3 separate regions of the Homo sapiens genome follow, and regions 2 and 3 are each linked to region 1. A link is an interaction called in ENCODE POLR2A ChIA-PET data of the cell type or tissue named here. Cell type or tissue: HepG2. All regions are shown on one strand.

Region 1 (8,000 bases):
CCCCTTTAAGCTACAGCACCCACCATTTTGCCCCAAACTCGTCTATCCTACCTGAGCTCCTGCAGCCAGACTGGGTCACCCATGCCCCTCCTCTAACCAGGAAAGAAAGGAAAGAATCCATCAGGTCTTTTCTGTGTCCTGAGATTGCGCAGGTATTCACCCGCTCCACTCCCATCTCCTTGACCTCTTTCTTGCCCTGTTTCTCGGCGACCTAGGCATTGGGTCCTGGTCAGTTTTCCACTTTTCCATCACTCCCTTAGGACCCCTCAACCTCTCTGCTCATCAAAAAAGTCCAATAAAGGCATTCATCTCTTTGAATACTTAATTTTACAGTACCTCTTGCATAACTTTCAAGTTTGAGGTCAATACAAATAAAATCATTTAAAATGTCTGATATTAAACACTTCTGACCCGAAAAGCAAAAAGCCTTTTAACAGATAGTTACATTGATACAAGAGTCCACAATGACAGGTTTCAAAGATGAAAGTAATGGATCAGTAAATAGAACAGTAGAGAAAACACAGATGAAAGGCAAATAACCCCACCTGAAAAATCCAAAGCTTTCATTTTTTTTGAAAAAAAAATTGTCAAAAGCACTGTATTATTTTTTAAAATCATGATAAAAGGAGCATGCACCTGTCACCCTCCCAACCCCCTCTATACTTGCCCCTTTCTATCTTTAAGTGCTGTGGTCTTTGTGGTGACTTTATTGGCTCAAGTTTCCTAGGCTGGTACTCTCAGAGCCTGGTTTCCTAGGAGCAGTACTCATAACGCAGGTGCGATGGACACCTGTAGGTGGGTAGTGCCGCCTGTGTGAACCAACTCGGCTCCAAAGAGCCTAACTCCCTATCTGCATGGTTAATCCAATCAAAGCCCAACCTGCTTTCCCACACAACAGAGTTCAACAGAGCTTTTCATTAAAGCAACACATCATAGCAAATACTTAACTAGTACAAATAAAGCATTTTATTTAAAGCAAGGTTTAAAGACATATAAACATTAAGCATCAGAGCTCCATTCTTTAGTTGCTATTCATCACAGCTTATGCCAGTCCTTGAATTCTGTCTAACTTGGGTAGTAGCCAATTTTCTAACTCACCTTCAACTTCTTGGGATGAGTCCTTCCCGGGCTCCTTGTTTTTCTAGAAATTTCAGTGGCTTGACCACACATCAAAACACACAGGGTGGCCAGGCATGGTGGCTCACACCTGTAATCCCAGCACTTTGGGAAGCCAAGGCGGGCAGATCATCTGAGGTCAGGGGTTCAAAACTAGCTTGGGCAACATGGTGAAACTCGGTCTGTACTAAAAATACAAAAGTTAGCTGGGTGTGGTGGTGTGCACCTGTAGTCCCAGCTACTCAGGAGACTGAGGCAGAAAAATCGCTTGAACCTGGGAGGTGGAGGTTGCAGTGAGCCAAGACTGTGCCACTGTACTCCAGCCTGGGCAACAGAGTGAGACTCTGTCTCAAAAATGGGGAGCGAGGGGGGAGCCCACCACACAACAAAACATATAGGGCTTCTCATCTAAAGTCCGAATAAAAGAATAATACTATGGCTGGTTTGCACTGGAGGAAAGAAAAGCCCTATCACTGCTACCTTACTTTTCTGATGTTTTGGGTTCCTATGTCTTATCCCCTCAGGAACCAGGGGAAAAAGAAGATTCTGTGTCAAGTGCACCCTACATCTGTCCATGTCACCCCCCTTCTTCCAATCAGAACAACTCATTTCCCCCACTTGACTGCTCCCCTAATCTTTGCACCTTGGAGCAGGATGTGTTTATTGATTGATGGATATTTACTTATAATTGGTACCTCTTATGAAAGCCAACAGTTTTTACATCTGGCTTTTAACACAGACTGTGCTCTTCAATAGTCTTAGTGTAGACTGAAGGTTTTTCAAATTCACATTTTTAGAAAAGAGTTCCATTAAATTCCACATGAACAACAGAAAAAAATTTAAATGGGACATTACAGTGATCAATTATAGATTGTAGGACATGACTGACATGTAGGGCTGGGCTGGGAGGAAGAGACAAAGACCAAATGCTCAACCAAGGGCAGAGGTGAGGTGTAGATTACGGGTCAGAACCGTAACATAACGGATGGAGTCCCAAGTGAATCCAGGAAGTTGGAGGAAGCAGGTAAGTACTTGGGTTAGGCATTCACAGGCCTAGGAAGTCAGCTGGGGCAGGAAGGCTCAGACAAGGCAAGGGGACCAGGAAGCTTGGACCCGTCCTGGGAAGATAGAGTCCAAGAGGGCAGTCATCACCGGTCCCACACTAAAAGCATCAAAGCTCTCTAATCTTCTGTCTTCTCTACTCTCTCTGGTGTGTTGTCAAGGAAGGAATAGGTACGTGGGAAACTAGGGAGACAATCATAGCCCTCGATGTCTACCGTTTCTAATTAATACAGGGCAGAGGAATTAGATCTTTTGGTAGAGATCTAAAATTCCTCTGAAGTTCTATCAAGCCCCATCTCCTGATGATTCAGTGCTAGTTCTAAAATAGGAAAACTTACTTCCAAAACCAACAGATGTTTGGGCTGTCATCATTATGCCTGTACTAAACTCACTTGTGATTTCACTGTGAAGTCCTGTCTGTGTAATTTATTAGGAATCATTTATGTAAGATTATGTAGAAAATGTTACTAGTCGTGAGATATCTATCCATCTCAATGATTTGACTTTTACAGCAATGCGATGGGACGTGCTGAGGGACCATTTGGTCAACTTTCCACCTAATGGTGGTGTGATTAGAACTCCTAGCGGGTGACTCATAGAGAGTGATTAGAAGTAAAAAGGTTCTGGAAATTCCCCCACACTCTTTAAGGCAGCCTTTGTCAGGTGTCTTAGTTTCGTGAAAGGTAGACTGATGTTTTCCATCTGGTATACAAAACATTTTCTAAGTAGTTATAGAACCTTGAACAAGCCACTTAGCTCTCTGGGCCTGAGTTTTCTCATCTTATAAAATTAAATCCATCAATAGATCACATGATCTCTATGGCTTCTTTATTCTAAGGATGTATGGTAATTTTAAACACTTGGTTAGCCATCTTGACCAAACTAGCATCACAGGTAAGAAACAAGCTGCGAAGACCAAAATTCTTCTCTGGTTTATACACTCTGGGTCAGAGGCAACCACTTTCTATGTTGTTTGGGCTACTTTTCCCTAAACACATAATGGCTTTGTCTGCATCAAAGGTCATCTTCTATTTTCCTGCCCATTCATATGACCCCATAAGACCTTCCAGCATCTCAGTCAGCTGAGCATTTTACCTCCTGCAAAGCACATGGTTTCCTTCTTCTCTTTGCAGGTCATATGAAATGCTCACACAGTACTTACTGTAATCACTTCGTAAAGTTGATTTTCACATATCTTCATCCAGAAAATTATCCCAACTGTTATATATAACTTTATTCTAATTGAATAATTCCAGTTTTCAAGACACTTTTCAGACACCCATTGTCTTGTCTGAATCCTCATGACAACCTCATTTTTTTATAGATTATACAGCATTCCTACTTATATATAATAGTTATAACTTTTTATTCCTAATAAACTTTGGCATGACGTTTCATCAGATTCTGATAGTTTCTTTTGTTTTTCATTCATTGCATTCCCATCCAAATGTTTACTGACCCTGGGAAATAAATCCAGTAGACCAATGAAGCATGAATCCAACTCACAGAGGGTGGTTAGAACTAAAAGCTGAAATGGACTTCCGTGATCACCTGACCCACTCATCCCTGACCGTAGGCTCTTGTTCACAGCGGCCAAAACGTGCATGTCTCTCAGGGGCTTCCTGCTTGTGGAGCAGAACCTTTGCTTGCGGGCTCCTTGTGTCTGTGAGCTCCTCAGAACCGCTCTTGAGCTCACAGTGCCTGATTTGCACGTATTGGTTTCCGCTCCGTTGCTTATTCTGGTCCCCTCATAGAAGCAATGTTATCCTTTCTTCAAACCCGTCCTTTCCCAGAGAGCTTTGCAGCCACTTTTACCGGGTTTAATGAGTCAGCTGCAGAGTTTATGATCCGGTACTAGGCCTTCTGGGAAGCAGCTTTCCTGGGCTTACGTCAGGCTGTTAAAGACCCTCCTGGCCTTCCTGCCGACATTTGCTCGGCTACTTTTTCCTCCTAATTAATGCCTCTATCTTATCAGAGTGGCCCATTCTCAAATGCAGTAAATGAGTCCTTGATGTTCTATGTTTTATTTTGGAAACTTCCCACTCTGCTCATATCTGAATTGGTATTTGCTCACTGTTGCGCAGTGGTTTGCCTACCAGGTATCCCTTACATCAAATCCTGTCCGCCGCTTAGAAAAACCACAGCTAAAAGTTGTTTGGCAACTCTTGGTGTTCACAGGGTTTTCCCACTGAGGGTCAGGGACTGCACAGCGGTTGAGAGCTTGGACTCCGGGGTCAGCTGGAACTGCTTCTAACACAAGGACCGCTCTTAACAAAGAACTGAGGCTTCCTAAACTTCAGTTTCTGGGTCTGTAAAATAATAGGACCCACTTCCTATAAATGTTGAGAAGATTAATGGGAATGATGCATGTAAAATGCTCGGTACATGATAAAAGCCCAGTGATTACTCATTATCCCACTCAATGCTTGGGGAAAGGCAAAGCAGCTAATATTACCCCAGATTATAGATAAGAATACTGGGTTCAAAAGAGATCACTTGGCTTACCCTTGTCTATACTGCACCTGCATGAATCATGGACCTGAACCCAGGTCACGGCCACCTCCCAGACCCTTGCTCTCTCTGCTTCCCCAGCAGCGCCTCTCAGAGTGAACACCTATGTCCATGACAGTGATTCCCAAAGTGTTGTCCCCAAACCAGCAGCATCAGCATCACCTGGGAACTTGTTAGACATGTTAGGGTCTCACCCCAGACCTAATGAATCAGAAACTCTGAGAATGAGGGCCCACAATCTGGGTTTTAGCAAGATCTCCAGAAGATTCTGATGCACACCCGTTTGAGAACCAAAGCTCCATGGAATACTAATTTGCCTTTGGATCTAGCCCTGCCGCCCACTCGAGATGGATGGTCCACAAATCTCAATGTGATTCCTAACATGAGTTAAGCTGTCCAACCCTGTGACGTTATCAGGGGATTTGTGATTAATACATAGTGACACCATTTAACTGTGGCAGAGGTTCTTACCCTTGGAAGCTCATTAGAATCATCTAGGGAACTTATAACAGAAAGGCCCACCCCAGACCAGTTCAGATCTAAAGACAGCCTGGACTGACAACCACAGAACTACAGAGCTGCCACCCAGACTCCATGGAACTCTGCTAGGCTGGTAATATTTTTAATTCATTAAGGGTTTATGTGTTTAACAACCCAGGTCCAGTAAATTGGCTCCTTTCCTCCCTATGAACCTTGGACACTCTGGCTGGTCAAGCCTCCACCTCATGCCCACTTGTTTGCACAGCTACTAACGTTTATGAAGTATTTGCTTAATGTACCTAAGCTCCACTGCCCAGAGCTATCCCACTTGATCTGAAAACGTCATGATGAGGTATGGTAAGCATTAAACATTAGTTCACCATAGTTCTATTTTTTTCTAATAACTTAAACGGCTTCAGGGAACATTTTGTGTGTGTGTGTGTGTGTGTGTGTGTGTGTGTGTGTGTGTACGCCTTAAGAGACTGGATCTCACTCTGTTGCCCAGGCTGGAGTGCAGTGGCATGATCGTAGTTTACTCTAACATTGAACTCCTGGCCCAAGTAATCCTCCTGCCTCAGCCTCCCAAAGCACTGGGATCACAGGCATGAACCACCATACCCACCCTAAGGAATATAGTTTTTTGAGCATGTTGGAGTACTCAGAACTCTCAGCTCAGCTCTTGGCCCACTTGGGTCTCAACCATTTAGAGTACTGATTACCAAAGGAAGAGCACAAAGGAAGAAAATCAGCTTTTCTCCTCTTCCTCAGTGTGGGAGAGGGGATTTGGCTTGGGCTCAAAGCCATAGTGATGCTTTCTGCTCCACCCCCTTTCAATTAAAGATCACCAGCTTCCCAAAAACAGGCCACCCTCATTTTCCAACCTGGCTCAGGCAGGGAAGCTGAGAAGCTTGGGGCTGCCCATTCACCCAGTCACCAGGCAGATAGACAGGTAAGAGAACTGGGACCTTCAGGCCTGCCCTCGGGAGGACTGGCCACCAGGCTTTACAGCCCAGAGCAGAGAAACACTGTGGCCGTTGCAAAACTCCTTGAGTGAAGTGACCCTACCCTCTACTAAAAACGTGGCCCAGTGGATTCCAGTTACTAACAAAGCTCGTTGAGAAGATGCAAGAAAGGAATGGAACAATGGCTAGGACCTCCCCGCGGCAGCACTTCCCCCAAGAGAATAGAGGAGCTGATGGGCACGTCACATTTTTCTCAATGCTGGATGACATTCCATCACCTTCCTCATCTTCATGGAATTTTTTTTTTTTTTTTTGAGACAAGGTCTCCCTTTATCACCCAAACTGGAGTGCAGTGGTGCAATCATGCCTCACTGCAGTCTTGACCTCCCAGGCTCAAGGGATCTTCCCACCTCAGACTCCTGAGTAGCTGGGACTACGGGTACATACCACCACACCCGGATAATTTTTGTAATTTTTTAGAGATAAGGTTTCACCACATTGCCCAAGCTGGTCTCAAATTCATGGCCTCAAACAGTGCTTCGGGTTCAGCCTCCCAAAGTGCTGAGATTACAGGCATGAGTCACCGCACCCAGCTGGAATGCATTCTTTGAATTTTAAAAGACTGTAAATGAGAGATTTGTTCAGAGAAGAGGGTGTTTCCTATGTACAAAACCAAAGACCAGCTTTTATTTTTTATTAGGTATTATAGTCACAAAGGTATGAAAGGGTATATAGTAATAAGTCTAAGAAATTTTTATGAAGTTTTTGAAGTAAAAAGCATTTTTATAAAATTTTAAATAAAAATTTTAATAAAATTACTCAATTGTTAAATGTAACTTAAAATTACTTTTTCATAAAATTACTCATTTTATAAAACACATTTTTCCTACTTTGAAAAGTAGTACATGCTTAATACAGAATTGGAAAAGACAAAAATACAGAAAGAATTGCATTTAACTCCTTTTTTTTTTTTTTTTGGTAGAGACGAAATCTCGCTCTGTCACCCAGGCTGGAGTTCTGTGGCGAGATCTCGGCTCACCGCAACCTCCGCCTCCCGGGTGCACACCATTCTGCTGCCTCAGCCTCCCCAGTAGCTGGGACTACAGGTGCCAGCCACCACACACAGCTAATTTTTATATTTTTAGTAGACATGGGATTTCACTCTATTAGCAGCCAGGATGGTCTTGATCTCCTGACCTCGTGATCCGCCCAAGTCAAAACTTCAGATTTTGCCAAACACCTTGAAAGTATGAGTAGATAGAGGAAGACTCGTCCTTTTGTCTGCCTCCTTTTCATCTTCCTAATACCTAACACCTCTCTAATCTTTCTAGAAATGGGTAAGAAAAGCTTCCATAAAGAAAGGTGGAGAGAATTGAAGCATGGTAGTATTTTTGCAGGAGAAATTATAAGGTTTGAAATTTATGGAGGCCTCAGGACATACCCAATGACCTAAGGTCTAGGCCAGAGATGGTAAGTAGGATTTTTTTTTTCTTTTCTCTTTTTTTTTTTTTTTTTTTTGAGATGCGGTCTCACTCTGTCACCCAGGCTGGAATACAGTGGTGTCATCTCGGTTCACTGCAACCTCTACCTCCCAGATTCAAGCGATTCTCCTACCTCAGCCTCCCGAGTAGCTGGGATTACAGGCACTCGCCACCATGCCTAGCTAATTTTTTTTGTATTTTTAGTAGAGATGGGGGGGGGTGGTCTCACCATGTTGGCCAAGCTGGTCTCGAACTCTTGACCTCAAATGATCCACCAGCCTTGGCCTCCCAAAGTGCTGGGGTTACAGGTGTGAGCCATCACACCCAGCTGATAAGTAGCTTTAAACACAAGTGAGGATTCTATTCCATCAGGAATGGCTGCTTTATG
Region 2 (8,000 bases), 60 kb after region 1:
GAAGACAGACGAGGTGAGTGGACCCTTTGACTCCACAGTCAGACAGCAAGAGAGCTACTCCCAGAGTTCTCTGGGGCATGAAGGGGCTGCAGGGGTAGGTGAACAGCATCCAGAGAAATAGTTATCATGGAAAGTGCAAGCAGGAAACAAGCTGGGATTTTTTTTTTATTTAAAATTATTTTTCAGGCCAGGCACAGAGGCTCACGCCTATAATCCCAACACTTTGGGAGCCCGAGGCAGGAGGATCACTTGAGGCCAGGAGTTTGAGACCAGCCTGAGCAACACAGTGAGGCCCTGTGTCTATGATAAATAAATAAATAAATAAATTAGCTAGTGGAGCAGGGCTGGTGGCATGTGCCTGCGATCCCAGCTACTTGAGAAGCTGAGGAGGGAGGATCGCTTGAGCCCAAGAGGTCAAGGCTGCAGTGAGCTACGATCACTACACTCCAGCCCAGGCAACAGAGCCAGAACTTGTCTCTAAAAATACAAAGAAATAAAAGAAAAGAAATTCTTTTAAGGAAGTAAATACTAACATGGCTCAGAAATTAAAAGAATGTAAAATAGAATAGATTTGCAAAATCTCACCCCCATCCCACGATGTCCATATCCATTCCCTCCTCCCCCTTTCCCACCATGGGTAACCACTTATATTCATCTCATCTGTATCGTTCCAACATAACCTTACGCAGCTGAAAGCCAACATGGAGTTATTTACTTATGCCCCCACCCTTCCACAAAAGTATCACACTTTAGATACTGTTCTGCACCTTACTTTGGCAACTCAGCAGTACATTCTAGAAATCTTTTCAAATCAGTACAGAGTGTTTCTTTAGTCAAGCTGCAAAGTATTCCATTGAGGGATATGTCCCCGTTCAGTTATCTAGACACTAGATGGACACTTGGGATGTTTCCAGTATTTTACAATTACAGACAATCCTGCAATGAATGACCTTGCATTAATTTCATTTCGTAAGTGTGCAGATATAGCCACAGGGTAGAGTCCCATGCAGGAAATGCTGAGTAAAGAGAAAATGCATTTGTAACTTTCATAGCTGTTGCCAAATCCCTCTCCATTGGAGTTGCACCATTTTGCATTCCTGCCAGTGTCTCCATCAAGGTGTGTGGTCACACTTTTTAATGTTTACCAATCTGATGGTTGAGACTTGTGTCTCAGTATATATTTACTTTGTATTTTTCATCTTAGGAGTGAGGTTGAGGATCTTTTCATATGTCAAAGGGCCATTCATATTCCTTTTTCTGTGAAACGGCTCCTCATGTCCTTGGTTGGCCCATTTTTTGTTCTGTGGGTTGCTGTCCTTGGTCTCCTTGATTTCTAGGCATTCTATAGATATCGGGGATATTCGCCCTTTGTGTTATGAGTTGCAATTATTTTTTCTCACTTTATTGTTCATTTTTTGCCTCTGCTTATGGTCTTTTTTTAATTTAGTTGGTCATACAGAAGTTTTTTGTTTGCTTTAATGTAGTCTAATTTAACAATCTTTTACAGCTTCTGAATTTTGAATCACAGAGGGAGATTCTTATTCAAAAGGTTATCAAGGAATTAGCCCATATTTTTTTTCTGGTCATTTTATGATTCCTGTTATTTCATTTAAAAATTGGATCCATTTGGAGTTTTTCCTGATGTATGATGAGAGGTATGGACCAAACTTATAACTTTTCATCTTTTTCCAGATCTCCCAATACTATTTTTTAAAGTCCATCTTTACCCCAGCACTTTGAGAAATTAGATTTCCACTGCCCAGAACAACCTGGCCAATTTGAGAAGTCACTTCTATCAAATACTGAATGCAAACATATGCATTTGAGTGTTCTGGGTTTCTATTCTGCTTCTTTATCCAAGCTCCTGTATACACAGCTTGAATTACTGAATCTTTACGGTACGTGTTAGTATGAAATAGGACAAATCTTCCCCCATAGTCCTTTTTAGTTCAGAGCTCCCCTGGCCATTTACTGGCAAGCTGAGCTCTGTCACTGGGGCTCTCCTTGCTCACTGTCATGTTTTATTCTCTTCTCTCCTACAAGGAGGCCAATATATGCCTGCAGGCATCCAACCAGGGAAAGAGGCAAGCACAGCCCACTCCCCAAACAAGGCAGAGGCAGGGGTGCAAGGCCTTCTGGGAGAGTCCCAGTAGGCCATGTCTATGTACCCCTTTGAGGCCGGTGTTCTGGGGAAAGGCCAAATAGGAGACCTATGTCTTCCTGGAGGTTTGGACTTTGCCCTGAAGATTCTCAGCACTGATCTTCTGGTCCATCCAATCTGTTTAAATGAGGGTGATCCCAGATAACCTCAACATAAAGAGTTATCCTGTCTGATATTCTGTCTCCTCATGATCTGTTACTGATCAGGTGCAGAAGAACCCTTCAAGGAGGAAGATGTTACAATAGCAATATCAATGCCTACTTCTACTACCACCAATGCCACCAGGGCCACCTTTATTCATTGAGAACCTGCTATATACCAGGCATTGTGGGAGGTACTTTACACGTTTATCTCATTCACTTACAACCCCATGAGGAAACCATCTGTAAACGTGCCCAGAATTGTGGCTCATTAGCGGCAGAGCCAAGCTTTGGATCCCAGCCTGGTTCCAAAACTCATACTCTTCACCACTGGGCAACTTCTTCTCAGAATGATCTGCCACCCTGGGATGATGCAAATTCCCAGGCCTCCCAGACCTACTGAATCAGCTGCTCTGGGAATGGCACCCAGGAGTCTGCATCTCCAGCACATGAATACATGAGAACCACTGCTCACAAATGTAAAAAGTTAGGTAATATATCAGGGAGGCTGTGAGGATGAGTGTTTCCTTAGCAGTGGTGTAAGGGCAGAACCCTGGCTGGAGTGTTTTGCAGTCAGACTGATTTCCTCATTAGCAGAGAGTGTTAACCGGTAGCCTAGTTTGGCTCCTCGAGGTGCCTGATTCAGACAGAGCATCCCACAGCTGGAGCACCCTAGCTGGTGGAGGTAGGGACTCAGCCAAGTAGGCTCCAGAGCTGCCACCTAAGCCCAGTAGATTTCTCTTGCCCAGAACAACCTGGCCAAATGGAAGATGGGAGGCTGAAATCCTCACTCCAAGGAGGGGCCTCCTTTTCTTGGCACAAAGGCACCGCGCCAAGCTACACAGCTAAGGCAGTGTGCTACCTAAAGCAGGTGCACAGAATTCACAGAGAGGTACCAAATAGGCTGGCAAAGACCTTGGTGGATAAGTACCCACAAATATCTGGAAGGAACTATGTTGGGTTGAGACATGAGAAGGAAGAGATCTTAGGCAAGTTTGGAAAGGGAAACAACACATTGAATGCCAACCCCTGGACTAGATATTTCATCAACTTCGTTCATCCTCACTACCACCCACACAAGACGGTCTTCCTATTTCCAACTTAGAAGAAGGAAGTTGAGGCTCCTACTGGTTAAGCAAGCTTCCCAAGGCCATACAGCTAATAAGTGTTAAACAATCAAACACAGAACTGACTGGCTCCAAAGCCAGTGCCCGCCCCACTGGCCACTCCACTACCCTGCCTCTGCCATTGCTCCCTATGGCAACCTGGAAACTGTCGGGTACCTGCCCGTGGTCTGAAGTGGGCAGGCAGCAGTCAGCTGGGCCTCCAGATATGGGTGGTGAAGGGAGGATACAGGTCCAAAAGAATATCTTAGGGGAAATAGTGCACATGCCCAGAAAACTTTTATAGTCTCAGAACTTAGATGTGCGGAGAAATCGAATTCTGGTCCTGGTTTGCTTTTTTAGCCAGTTGTGGGCCTTGGCAGTCACTGAACCCCTCCTTATTTCTTCATGAGGAAATTAACATGCCTAGGATAGGAACCGCTGTGCTGCAGACCCCAGGGTCAGGCAAGTCTCAAAGAAGATGAGAGTCACCAAGCGCCTCAGGAAAGCTGAAGGGCACAGGGTGCATGCTGCAGCCATGACCTCAACCTCTGTGAGTCTAGAGGTGACCATATTGGCCACACATAAGCTCACCTTCCCCCTACATTTCATAATCCTTCCCTCCCATCAGGGCCAGCCTTTGATTAAAATTCCCAAGATTATCTGAGGAGCTGGCGGTACCACCCACCAATGGAGTTCATCTGGCTGCCTTTACACCAGCCACCTTATGGCTGGGTGGGCACTTTCCTATTCTTCGGCCAACACAACACTTTCCAAACTGTGTGACAGTTGTTTATTTACTTGCCTCTACCATAAGACCATGAGCTTTTTGAAAGCATGGTCTGTCTTATTCACTGTTAGGTATCACAGTGTATTCACAATCCCTGACACATAGTAGGTGCTTAATAAATGTGTGGTTGAATGAATAAATGAATTAATGAATGAATGAATGAATGAATGGGATCAGGGTGGGCCTTCAGTCTCTAAAAGCATACCCAAGAGCCAGCCCTCTCAGCCGCAGGTCCGCACATGGGGAAGCCCTAGGGAGGTTCAAGGACTAGATCAGGCCCATTTTCTCATCAGGCAGCCCCCAAACCTCTGCCCCAAAGAGCACATCCAACATGCTTTCAGCCCACACTCCCCACCCACGGTTTACTGCCTGTAATCCCAGCTACTCGGGAGGCCGAGGCAGGAGAATCGCTTGAACTCGAGAGGCAGAGGTTGCAGTGAGCCGAGACCACCCCATTGCACTCCAGCCTGAGTGACAAGAGCAAAACTCTGTCTCAAAAAAAAAAAAAAAAGAATAACCTTGGGCTGTTTGGCCAAGTTAATGCTTAATGCTTTCCTCATGCTGCAAGCGTTTATCTTTGCCCAGATTCCAGCTCCAGGGAGGGGAACATTCCTGCAGAACAGCCAGGCGTTCCCAGGTCACCTCTGCTCTCACTCTCACTTTTCTTTTTGCATGATTAAATCCGGCCTAAAAACACGTCTCAGGGGCACATATCTGTCACTCATAATAATCCTATAAGGTAGGTACTACTGTTAGTCTTATTATATAGTTGAGACACAGAGAGGTTAAATAACTAGCCCAAGGTCACACAGTTAATAAGTAGCAGAGCTGGGATTTAAGCCAGGCAATCTGGCTCCAGAGCTCGGTGCCTTTTTTTTTCTTTGACAGGGTTTGGCTCTGTCACCTGAGCTGGAGTGCAGTGGCACAATCACTGCTCACTGCAGTCTCGACCTCGCTCAGGTGATCCTCCCACCTCAACCTCCCAAGTAGCTGGGACTACAGGCACGCACCACCATACCCAGCTAGAGCCCAAGCTCCTAACCGCTTCTGCTGTGCAGTAACAAGCCACGCTCAGGGCATGGGCCCAACTTGAGTTTCTTCCATCCACGGGTCCAGACTGGAAAGGAAGCAGCAATCTTCTCTTCTTTTCTCACTGAGTATAAGGCACCCAATTCATCTTCTGGCAGCTGACCTGGAGGACGGAGTGGCCCTGATTTTCCTTTTACAGGTACAATCACTGCCAATACTAAAGCAGTGCCTGTCCCTACCTGCCAGGGCACCCAGGATCCTTGTCTCCAGCAGTAACTTCATGAGGTAGGTGGCTCTGGGCTGAGACAGGACTTGCATATTCCTAGATCCCTTGACTGTGATGTCGAAGGTCCTCTGCCCCCACCCCTCCTTCTATTCCTTGTAAGCTTCACTTGGCAATTGTGTAGTTTATGTCTGGTACAGGAATGAAGGATAAGGTCAAATGAAGCTCAAAGCCAGGAGCTAGATAGTCATGATATATCAAATAAAGTTTTGGAACAAGAACACAATGGGATTAATTTGCCAATCAAAACAGCGCTTGGCAACTTGACTGTAAGCCAAGATCTCTCATGGCAAGAGCAGCTGAAGGGCCTGTGATTGTCCAGCTCCTGGGGAGCCTCCCTGGCCTAACCGTGGTCAGATGCCAGCATCACAGCCCCCTTAGCTGGGTAAGGATTCTCCTAGTGCTACCTCTGGGAGAGAAAGAAAAAAATCTAGTCTGAGAATGACACCAGCAGACAGCAGCTCTGCCAGGTGTTTGAAGGGTGAAGGTCATGGGACTCTGTTTTTACTACCCTGGTCACCCCAATTGTTTCGGGGTATTTTCCATAGACAAGAGGATGCCCCAGTCAGCTGTCTTCCGTGATTCAAGACCCAGTCTACTGTCTTCTGTGATTCAAGACCTGTTTCCTCTTGTGCCGATCAGAGGCCTTATTTGGAGGCATCGGCCTTTATGTGGCATGGAATGTAAGCCCTCTGAGCTTTAACAGAGATAGGAAGAGTCCTAGAACATGGCAGGGAAGAGGGTCGGAACCTCTGTCCTCCAGCACAGTAGAAGGATGCTGGCTTGAATGTCAGGAGAGCCCAGAGTTTCTACCTGGATGCATGGTTTGGGGCATGTCAGGTGGCCTTTCTGGGTCCCAGTTTCTTCAACTGTGACATAAGGAAGGTAGACTAGATCATCACTACCAATAAAAGGTCCCTGGTCCTTGGGGAGCAGTGGTTGGAGTGGGAGAAGGGCATCGCCCAGCTATTTTCCAACACATCGTAAAAGATATCGCACAGGACAACTGAATGTTGACTTGGTTTGCTTACCTGTGGAATTCTATCCACTTGGTGTGGTAAAACGGATTCTCGCCAGAGAACTGGAAGTGTAGATGGGTGGTGTTACCTATATCCTTGATTGATAAGAGAAGGAAAATGAATTTTTCCTCAATAAGTACAGGTTGTTTGAAATGCAGGCTGGGTGCAGCGACGCTGCATGGTCTCCAGGCGCCTTGTGTTTCTAACCCTCTTGCTGGACAACTTGGCCTCCACAGGGTAGTCCCCAGGGAACCCTTGGCCATCTCCGGCCTGAAGGAATCAGGGAAGACCTTCCGGACATGCCAAGTCTCCCTGAGACCCTGCTCCATGAGGGCTGGCTCCCTCCCCGACCTGGTCTTTTGGTTCAAAGTCAGTCCTGGAGTTATGTCTGCCAATTGACCCCAACCTCCAGAAAACTCAGAAACAGCCTGTCCTCTCAGGCCTGCAAACCAGGAGCAGCCAGGCCCAGCCCTGACTTATGCAAGTAACTACCACAGAAGGCCTGCTGTGCAGCCTATGCCGCTCAACCTGGATCAAGGGCAATGTGGAGAAACCACATTATTGCTTGACTATAGTGCAGTATTCCAACAATCATTTTAAATGTGCACTTGTGTAACCATGATCACCATCAAGATGTAGGATATTTCCATCTCTCTTTAGAGATTCCCTTTTGCCCTTTGCTAGTTAATCCCCACCCCATTCCCTGGACCCAGGAAATCACTGATCTGCTCTCAATCACAATAGCTTTGCTTTTCCAGAACGTCCTGTAAATGGAATCACACAGTTTGTACCCTTTTAAATCTAGCTTCTTTCACTTAGCTTTATGCATTTTAGATGTATCCATGTTCTGGCATGTGTCAGCAATTGTTCCTTTTTCCTGCTGAGTAGTATTCCATTGGATGGATATGCGACAATTTGTTTATCCATTTACCAGTTGATAGATATTTGGGTTGTTTCAGATTTGGGGTTATTATGAATAAAGCTGCCATGAACATTTGAATATTTATGTGGACATATGTTTCCATTTCTCTTGAGTAAACGCTTGAAGTTTACTGGGTCCTATAGTAAGTGTACATTTGCCTTTAAAGAACTTGTCAAACGGTTTTCCAAAGAAAGTATTTTTTGTTCTCACCAGCAATCTATGAGGAGTTCTACCCGGTTTTGTCAGTCTTTTTAATTTTAGCCATTCTAAAGGGAGAGAAGTGATATTCCGTTGTGTTTTAAATTTGCATTTCTCCCATGACTAATGATGTTAAGCACATTTTCTTGTACACATGTGCCCTTTGTGTATCTTCTTTTAAGGATATCTGTTCAGTTCTCTCACCCTACCTTGAACCTACACAGGGTGGAATGTGCCTATGACCTCGGAAGGACTTTAGGGAAGCAAGCCCCACTTTCCCCAGAGAGGATTCCAGTACAAACGGAAAGCTCTTCTGAATGGCATACTCTTTCATAACCAGATTTCTTAAAAGAAA
Region 3 (8,000 bases), 80 kb after region 1:
ATAAAAGAATTTCTTTTAACTTGAGAAAGAATGGGGATAATGGCAGACGTTTCAACAGAATACACTTGTGATTATGACAGCTCATTTCCTCATGCTTTTTTGTTCATCTTGCTGGTCACTGGGGAAGCCTGGTCACAGACCGGCGTGTGGCCCCCATGGATTTAACCCACAATAGCCTGGGGATGAGCAGCCCTCCCACTGAAGAAGCAGGGCCAGAGGTCAGAGTCCACACCCAGCGAGGCAGCCTCAGGCCCAAGGCCCAGAACCCTCTCCATCCAACTGGTGCTGTGGGTCACATTAGGCGTATCAGCTGGGCCCACCCACCTCAGAGACAGCAGGAAAGCTCAACACCCTCTTGCCGTCTTGTCATCAGCCTGATAAAGAAAGGAACAGAAATCATATCAGGACATTTTTCTTTTTCTCTTTCTTTTTTTTTTTTTTTTTTGAGACAGAGTCTCATTCTGTTGCCCAGGCTACAGGGCAGTGGCATGATCTTGGCTCACTGCAGCCTCCACCTCCCTGGTTCAAGTGATTCTCCTGCCTCAGCTTCCCAAGTAGCTGGGACTACAGGTGTCCACCACCACGCCCGGCTAATTTTTGTATTTTTAGTAGAAACGGGGTTTTGTCATGTTGCCCAGGTTGGTCTCGAACTCCTGACCTCAGGTGATCTGCCAGACTCAGCCTCCCAAAGTGCTGGGATTACCAGGCGTGAGCCACCGCACCCGGCCAAGGACATTTTTCATTTGTCACTGTGGGTAGGGCTGGAGAACGGGTGATCTCACGGCTCACTCTCAATTCCTTCGCCCCCCAAGTAGGGAAGGAAACCAGGGCTGGGGTGGGACACCAGAGGGTCCTCCAGAGAAGGCAGAGGAAGAAAGACAGGGAAAAAAAACTTGGAGCGCATAAATACTCCCCAACCACAGTCAGCCAGGAGGTGCCACCTTACTTCATGCACAGACATCTGTCACTTGAGGCCCAGAGCTTTGAGCTCCCCTACTTGCACACAACATTTTCACATACAGTGAAATGTCCCGCGGCTGTTCTGGACGTTCTAATGAAATGACATCTTAGGAGAAAAATCAGCTTGTTTAGGGAAATTATTGACAACATACAGGCAAATAAATTTCATTCTTTGATAGGTAGGTTGGAACTACTTATAATGAGCATATTGGCTTTTTTTGTATGCAAACAGATGGTCTTGAAAGTAGCTTGAGAGGTACTCAAAACTGATTTGCTCAAGTAAATCAAGCATTCCCTCATAACCTTATTCCTTTTTTTTTTTCTTTTTGAGACAGGATCTCCCTCTGTTGCCTAGACTGGGTCACAGTGGTGCAGTCATGATTCGCTGCTACCTCAAACTCCTGGGCTCAAGCAACCCTCCTGCCACAGCCTCCTGAGTGGCTGAAACTACAGGCACAGGCCACCACATCCACATAACTTTTGTATTCTTTTTTATTTTAGAGATGGGGTTTCACTATGCTGCCCAGGCCTCCTGGCCTCAGGCATCATAACCTTGTGTCTACCACTGGAGAGTTTCCGCAAACCTCTTTCCCCGCTAGCTAATGCCCAGCCTGTGTGTCATTGTTAGCACCATGAACTACTGTGGTTTTACTGAGAAAAGGTTACGGCGAGGTTTTCTAGGGAAGGATCAGCCCTACGTGTTTCTTCTTCCTGCTAGTTCACTGATGTATAATAATATCCAAAAGCTAAAAAGCACATCTCTCTTCCCCTCTCCTTGCTCCTGCGTAACCCTTACCCCTGCTTTCCCATTAGGGCTGGATGCCGCGGGACCTTTGTTTGAGGGAAGTGCCCCCAGCAATCGTCTTTCTCCAGATGATGCCAATTTTGTGGATGCCATTCATACCTTTACCCGGGAGCACATGGGCCTGAGCGTGGGCATCAAACAGCCCATAGGACACTATGACTTCTATCCCAACGGGGGCTCCTTCCAGCCTGGCTGCCACTTCCTAGAGCTCTACAGACATATTGCCCAGCACGGCTTCAATGGTGAGAATGAAGTCATGGGCCGGGAGCACCGGCCTACATTTCAATGGGGCCTCTGGAATTCAGCGGAATCTACCAACATACGGGACTCAGGGAAGAGTTCAGCAAGGATAGGGGCCCAGGGTGTATGGTCACCAAGCCCACCCAGAGAGAAGGAATGCTGGAGTGGGCAAGGGTGCCTGTCCCCCAGCAGGCCACTCCTGGCAACAGGCCAACGCCACGCCCTGAGGATGAACAGAGGGCACCAACAGGAACCTCCACTTCTCACTCCAGCCCCATGTGCCCAGGCAAACCCTCTCCCGGGGTACCAGCTCTTCTGAGAGTTGAGTCCGGATGCCTGTGGTTATTCTTCCTTCTCTGGAAGTTTCCTCGTTCCAGGGACCGCCTCTATTCTGAACCACATGAGGATCCACTTAATAGGTTGTGGCTTCTCGATGAAGGTCTCACTCTTCATCCCACCCCATCAGTTTAATTGAGGAAATTACTCAGACTGTCCCAATGGGAAATTCAGCTTCAAATATGTCCTTGTTATGCCCTTTACCTCAGGGCAGACACGGAATGTGCTGTTATCTGGGTTGTGATCCCACTTCTCTCTCAAGTCCTAAAACCGAAATATTAACATGCACATTGATAATATGCACAGGATTAAAGAACAAAAATGTCAGCAGAAGCAGCACATTCCACGGGCATTCCAAATTTCTTGCTATTATAAAATATCACCCTGATTAAGACATGCCAATCACTCCAAGCCAAGTAGAGCCCTCCACCCCTACAAGCCACCTCACCCTGATCATCCAACACTCAGCTGAGAACACACTCTCTTGTGATGACACCATCCTCGCCTCTCCAATATCAGAGTGACCTTCACACTCCGCATCATCTCATTTTGGCTGGACTCCCAGCCTTCCACCGCCCAGGCCTGAGAGAGCCTTCTGGGAACTTGCCCTTATCATTGCTTACATCCCTCCCACCTCCCCCACTCCAACACCTCCCCTCCAGCCACCAGCAGTTCCCAGCTGACCATCCAGCCCTCATCCCAAACTTCACCCCACCCAACAAAGCTCAGTACAGACCATCAGGATGGTGTATGGGCTTTATTTTCCTGGTAAACACATTTCTGACCAATCATTACCATTTGCTCTTTTGTGCTAAACTTCAAAGTGACGGAACCAAATGTAGGTATTCAGCTTGCCCAAGCTTGGGCTGGTTTTTCTCAGTCGTCTTCACCCCTGTGTTTGAAAGGGTTCCTGGGGTAGTTCTCCCAGCCACAGCTGCACAGGGGCTCACTGGATAACTGCAGATTCACCTTCACTACCTCCTGGGTGGATGAGCTTGGGTGAGTTAGTGGATGTCTTGGAAGCTCAGTTTTCTCGTCGAAAACAGCGGCCTCAAGGAGCTGCAGTGAAGATGCAGGCAGTGGAGGAGCGGAGGGCACGCAGCATACACAGCCTCCTAGTAGGTGCCCAAGGAATGCAGCCGCTAGCGTCCAAGGACTGCAGTGACTAATCTTGGCATTTAGCCTCCAGACAACTGGGGAAATAGCTTTTGGCAAAGTCACCTGTGCTGTCCCTTTACAGCAAGTGTTTCACATATCTTGTGGTGGTTCCTCAACATCCCTTGAGAATTATTTACCACAGATTAGGTTAAAATTTGGAGAGTTAAAAAAAAAAAAAAAAGGTCAAATCCTTAGTAGATCAACCTCATAAGCTTGTTTTGGGGGTGAGGCCTGTCCAGATCTGGTTACTGGGCAATGTCCTTCCAAATCCAATTCTTGTGCTGGTTTCACAGGCCTGTTACCTAAGGGATGCAATGGCTGCTTTGGGACACAAGGTAGACATTGTCGAGAGGCCTCAGCGTTCTCCAGACCATCAGAGTGCCACGGGATTGTCTCGTGTATCTAGTTATATTAAGAGAAGAGGAGTCCCACGCAAGCCTGTTCCAGAAAACCCACCCTCCAGGCATCAGCACCTGGGCATTTTAAATTATCTCATTTGAGATAGAAATATTTCTATAATAAATTACACTAACCTGCTCTCTTAATGAATTTGATCTTTCCTTAGTGACTTGGGTGCCTATTAAAATGCCTACTGTAACACGCTGTCATAAAGGAGTGCTCTCAGGATCCCGGCAGTGCCCGGGATTTTGCCTGACACTACATGACTCAGAGGGTCTACTTCCCTTAGTTTCAGTCAGTTGTCACATCCTGCTCTTGTCAAGGGGTCTGCCTTGACAAGCCCACCCTTGCCTGTTCTGTGTGCTACTGCTAACCTCCTGTGGGATGAGAACCAAGGTGATCCTCTGAGTTGAGGCTGCTTTGGGTTAAGGGGTGATAACGTCCTTCTTGCCCTGTGTTCCAGCCATCACCCAGACCATAAAATGCTCCCACGAGCGATCGGTGCACCTTTTCATCGACTCCTTGCTGCACGCCGGCACGCAGAGCATGGCCTACCCGTGTGGTGACATGAACAGCTTCAGCCAGGGCCTGTGCCTGAGCTGCAAGAAGGGCCGCTGCAACACGCTGGGCTACCACGTCCGCCAGGAGCCGCGGAGCAAGAGCAAGAGGCTCTTCCTCGTAACGCGAGCCCAGTCCCCCTTCAAAGGTGAGTGTGGAGCTGGGGAGCCTTCAGAAGGGCAGGATGCAGTCCCCTGTCCAAAGGGCTCAGAAGTCCCCTTGGCTTCTTTCCTGGAGGTGCTTCAGCTCTGCTGTTGCGGTGTTTCTGAAACTGTGCAGGCTCCAGACAGCAACGTTGACACAGCCTTTCTCCTGTCCCAAGAGTGTGGCCACCTTGCCGCCAAGGGCTAGGAGGAGAAACCTCGACCATTTCTGAAACGATCCTTGGGTTGGCCTCTCTGTCCATTTTCATGCTCCCCTAGAATGTTAGATCTGCAAGGCCACACGCAGTTTACCTGGGCCACCCGGATCTCACTGTACAGGGACGTCAGGCATCTCCAAACACATCCTAGAACCCAGTTCTTTCATCTCTGTTCACGGCCCCCATGAAAAAACTGGATTCTAGACTGCATTTCATTTCTTCTAAGATTTGAATCAGCTGATCTGATAGGACATGATATTCACCCTGAGGCACTCCCAAGACAAGATTCAGCTTCCAGTGTTTCCCAGCCAGATTTTTAACCACAGGGCAGAAAGTGGGCCCAGCAGCTCTCTGGATTGAATGGAAGATTGTAGAAAGGGCTGTGACCACGTCTTAGGCTGAGGCCAGCAGAGAAATACTCCACTGAAACCTAAATCCTCCTGGAGGGAACAAGCCGACATCTGTTGCCATTAACATTTCTGCCTAATCCCTAAAACAGCTCGGGAGTGCTTTAGCATCTCACTGTTTCATCGCACAGCCTCTCCAGTGCTGGGAGAAGAAATCTGATGTGCTGTTTGACTATTACCAGGCAGATATTTGTATCTGGAGAATGTAAACAGGCCGTCACCACCACTTTGCTTTTAGGGAGCATTTTACACAAAACATTCGATGCAGCCATCAGCTCCTTGTGGTTCTCCCAACAGCCAGGCGAGGATGGCAGGGCTGGTTATTATCCCATTCTAAAGAGGAGCAAAGCAAAACTCGCGTGGGGTGCCCACAGCTGTGCAGCTGTAAGGAGACCTGGAACAGGGCCACCTGACTCTCAGTCGTGAGTTCAAACTCCCAGGCAGCTTATTTTTGAGGCACAGGATTTCTCTGTGTATCGGAACTTTTGCTCTCCAGTCAGGTTTCCCTCCCTTGAGTCAAGCAGGTCTAGGAATGACAGAAATTTCTTGTGGGTGCGCACAGCATCTGAAGAGTAGTTGGTGTGAGGGCAGGATCTTTCGGGCCAAAGGGTCCCTCCACTGGCTGTCCCTTAGGGCTGGAGGAGATGGCAGCACGCAGGTGAGGGAATTTGGAAGTCCTCCTGCTTCGGGGAGCTCCTCCGCTGCAGGCTGCCAATTAAAGACTCATTTGGGTGAACCAGCTCCTCTTTTAAATGGCAATGCCGCCTGGAGTGATTAAGCCTCTTAGATAATCACATTTCACTGGATCTATTTTAATCATGGAATGTTCGCATCATGAGGAGCAGTTCAACCCTGCCGTTTTTCAGATGGGGAAACCAAGGCCTAGGCAGGGAAAATTATTTGTCCAGAGACAAAAAGCTCTTGGCAGACCTGGCATTTAGACCTGGGGCCTCCAAAGAGTGAGCAGAGTGATTTTTAAAAACTCCTAAACCTGCCGCTGGTCTGTTTATGGGGATAAGAGGGGTATGGAAGAGAAGGGTGGGGGAATTGCTTTCTCCTTGAAATCACCTGGGAAGAAAAGAGGTCATTTTTCATCTTCCAGGGCTAAACTGGGCACTTCATCTGATTTGGCCCAGCCCTAGGACATCTACTGGGGACTTGGAGATTGGGAAGGGAAGCATCAAGAGAAGGAAGAAGGGGAAACAAGAGCAGTAGGCATGAACCAGGCTGAGCTTCTCCCATTTGCCAACGGCCCCACTGCCCGACCACCATACACTGCTGATGTGAACTCACAAGGATCCCTTTGTTATTAAGGAAGACCAAAGAATTGCATTAGGGCATCATTATCTCACCCACCAGCTACCAAAACCAACGTACTCATCCATCCGTATATTCTTCAAACACAGTCCTACCCTCAGGGGGCTCGGTGGAGACTAACCCACGATGAGTTCCTTGGAGACCACATTTGTGTCTCTTTATTACCGACTACTTATCTTGCTCCTGGGACATCTAGTGAGGAGGAGGTTAAGGGCAGGACTGACTGAAACTGGTCAGGAACCGAAAGCCCCAGGCTGGAGGGAGGTTCCAGTGCCGAGCTGTGGCTTGTACCACACCCTCTCCTTTTCTTTCTTACTTTTTTTTTTTTTTTTTTTTTTTTTTTTTGAGACCAAGTCTCACTCTGTCGCCCAGGCTGGAGTGCAGTGGCGTGATCTTGGCTCACTGCAACCTCCACCTGCAGGGTTCAAGTGATTCTCCTGCCTCAGCCTCCTAAGTAGCTGGGATTACCAGCGTGCACCACCACGCCCAGCTAATTTTTGTATTTTTAGTAGAGACGGGGTTTCGCCACGTTGGCCAGGCTGGTCTCGAACTCCTGACCTCAAGTGATCCACCCGCCTCTGCCTCCCAAAGTGCTGGAATTACAGGTGTGAGCTACTGTGCCCAGCCCATACCCTCTCCTTTTCTGCTCCCCCACAAATTCTCCCCAGTTCTCCTGCAGCCCCTCCAGTGAGCAAAGTCCTCACCCGCTCAACCCAGTTTCACTTGCTAGTGGAAAGTAACGTCTCTGTGGTCACATCAAGCCACCCTGGGCATGGCTGGAAAGTGCACTCATGCGAGACTCGCCTGTTTGAAGCAGCTGCTCATGGGATACTGCTATCTATATAATGTTATGTTATCCAATGTGGTAGCCACAAACCATATGTGGCTATTTAAATCCAAATCTAAGTTACTTTAAATTAAATGGAACCAAAAATTCAGTTTGTCAGTTACACAAGCCACCTTTCAAGTGCTCAAATACGTGGCTGCTGCATCAGAGAACACAGAAATAAAACATTTCCATCGCCGCGGAGAGTTCTACTGGTGATGCTGGGATGAAGATTTTAATCTAGGCCACCACAGCTACACCACTCCCTGCCCATCACAACCGTGATCATAACTGACTTGGGCCCCCAAAGCCTATTCCACCAGCCACCTCCAGCATTTTGATGAATACATATTACACTCTTAAAAGAGCAGACTTGCCCAACCCCGGCCTACAGAGAAACCACAATCCCCATTTTTCAAAAACATCTAATTGTACAATGTATTTTAGTGCAGGGTCTGGTTGGGCAAGATAAACATCGCCTCCTGATTGTAGTTTCACAAAGGATGACTAACTTGGCCTGAATTCCTCTGGCTCCCAAGATATTTCGACAAAACCATCAAAGGATCTATTTTCTACAACTGTACACCAGAACTCGGGTAAACACTGCGAGAGTACAGCAGTAGCAAGAGAGAA

The links. Peaks named below come from ENCODE experiments on the same cell type or tissue, not always from the same donor. Only the 100,000 strongest peaks of a DNase experiment are listed, where the experiment ranks them.
Region 2: POLR2A ChIA-PET joins it to region 1 with 24 read pairs; 8 of 35 experiments call an interaction of 5 or more read pairs at or near these places.
Region 3: POLR2A ChIA-PET joins it to region 1 with 14 read pairs; 10 of 35 experiments call an interaction of 5 or more read pairs at or near these places.

What each region holds. Positions count from the first base shown.
Region 1 is chr15:58,463,506-58,471,505 of GRCh38, forward strand. The region is part of intron 1 of LIPC (lipase C, hepatic type); the gene reads left to right. The region is part of intron 2 of LIPC-AS1 (LIPC antisense RNA 1); the gene reads right to left. Among named protein-coding and RNA genes, the nearest start is that of LIPC-AS1, 31 kb to the right of the region's middle. RefSeq lists a silencer at 639-728. In HepG2, no CTCF peak of the experiment used is centred here; DNase peaks (open chromatin) are centred at 3,716, 4,006, 4,336, 6,666 and 3 weaker places; H3K4me3 peaks cover 1,627 bases.
Region 2 is chr15:58,523,452-58,531,451 of GRCh38, forward strand. All of the region lies in intron 1 of LIPC (lipase C, hepatic type), which reads left to right. Among named protein-coding and RNA genes, the nearest start is that of LIPC-AS1, 29 kb to the left of the region's middle. In HepG2, no CTCF peak of the experiment used is centred here; DNase peaks (open chromatin) are centred at 4,910 and 4,970.
Region 3 is chr15:58,543,969-58,551,968 of GRCh38, forward strand. LIPC (lipase C, hepatic type) reads left to right here. Exons shown (of 9, transcript NM_000236.3): 5 at 1,774-2,007; 6 at 4,362-4,604. Among named protein-coding and RNA genes, the nearest start is that of LIPC-AS1, 49 kb to the left of the region's middle. RefSeq lists an enhancer at 4,542-5,180. In HepG2, no CTCF peak of the experiment used is centred here; DNase peaks (open chromatin) are centred at 3,013 and 7,913; H3K4me3 peaks cover 383 bases.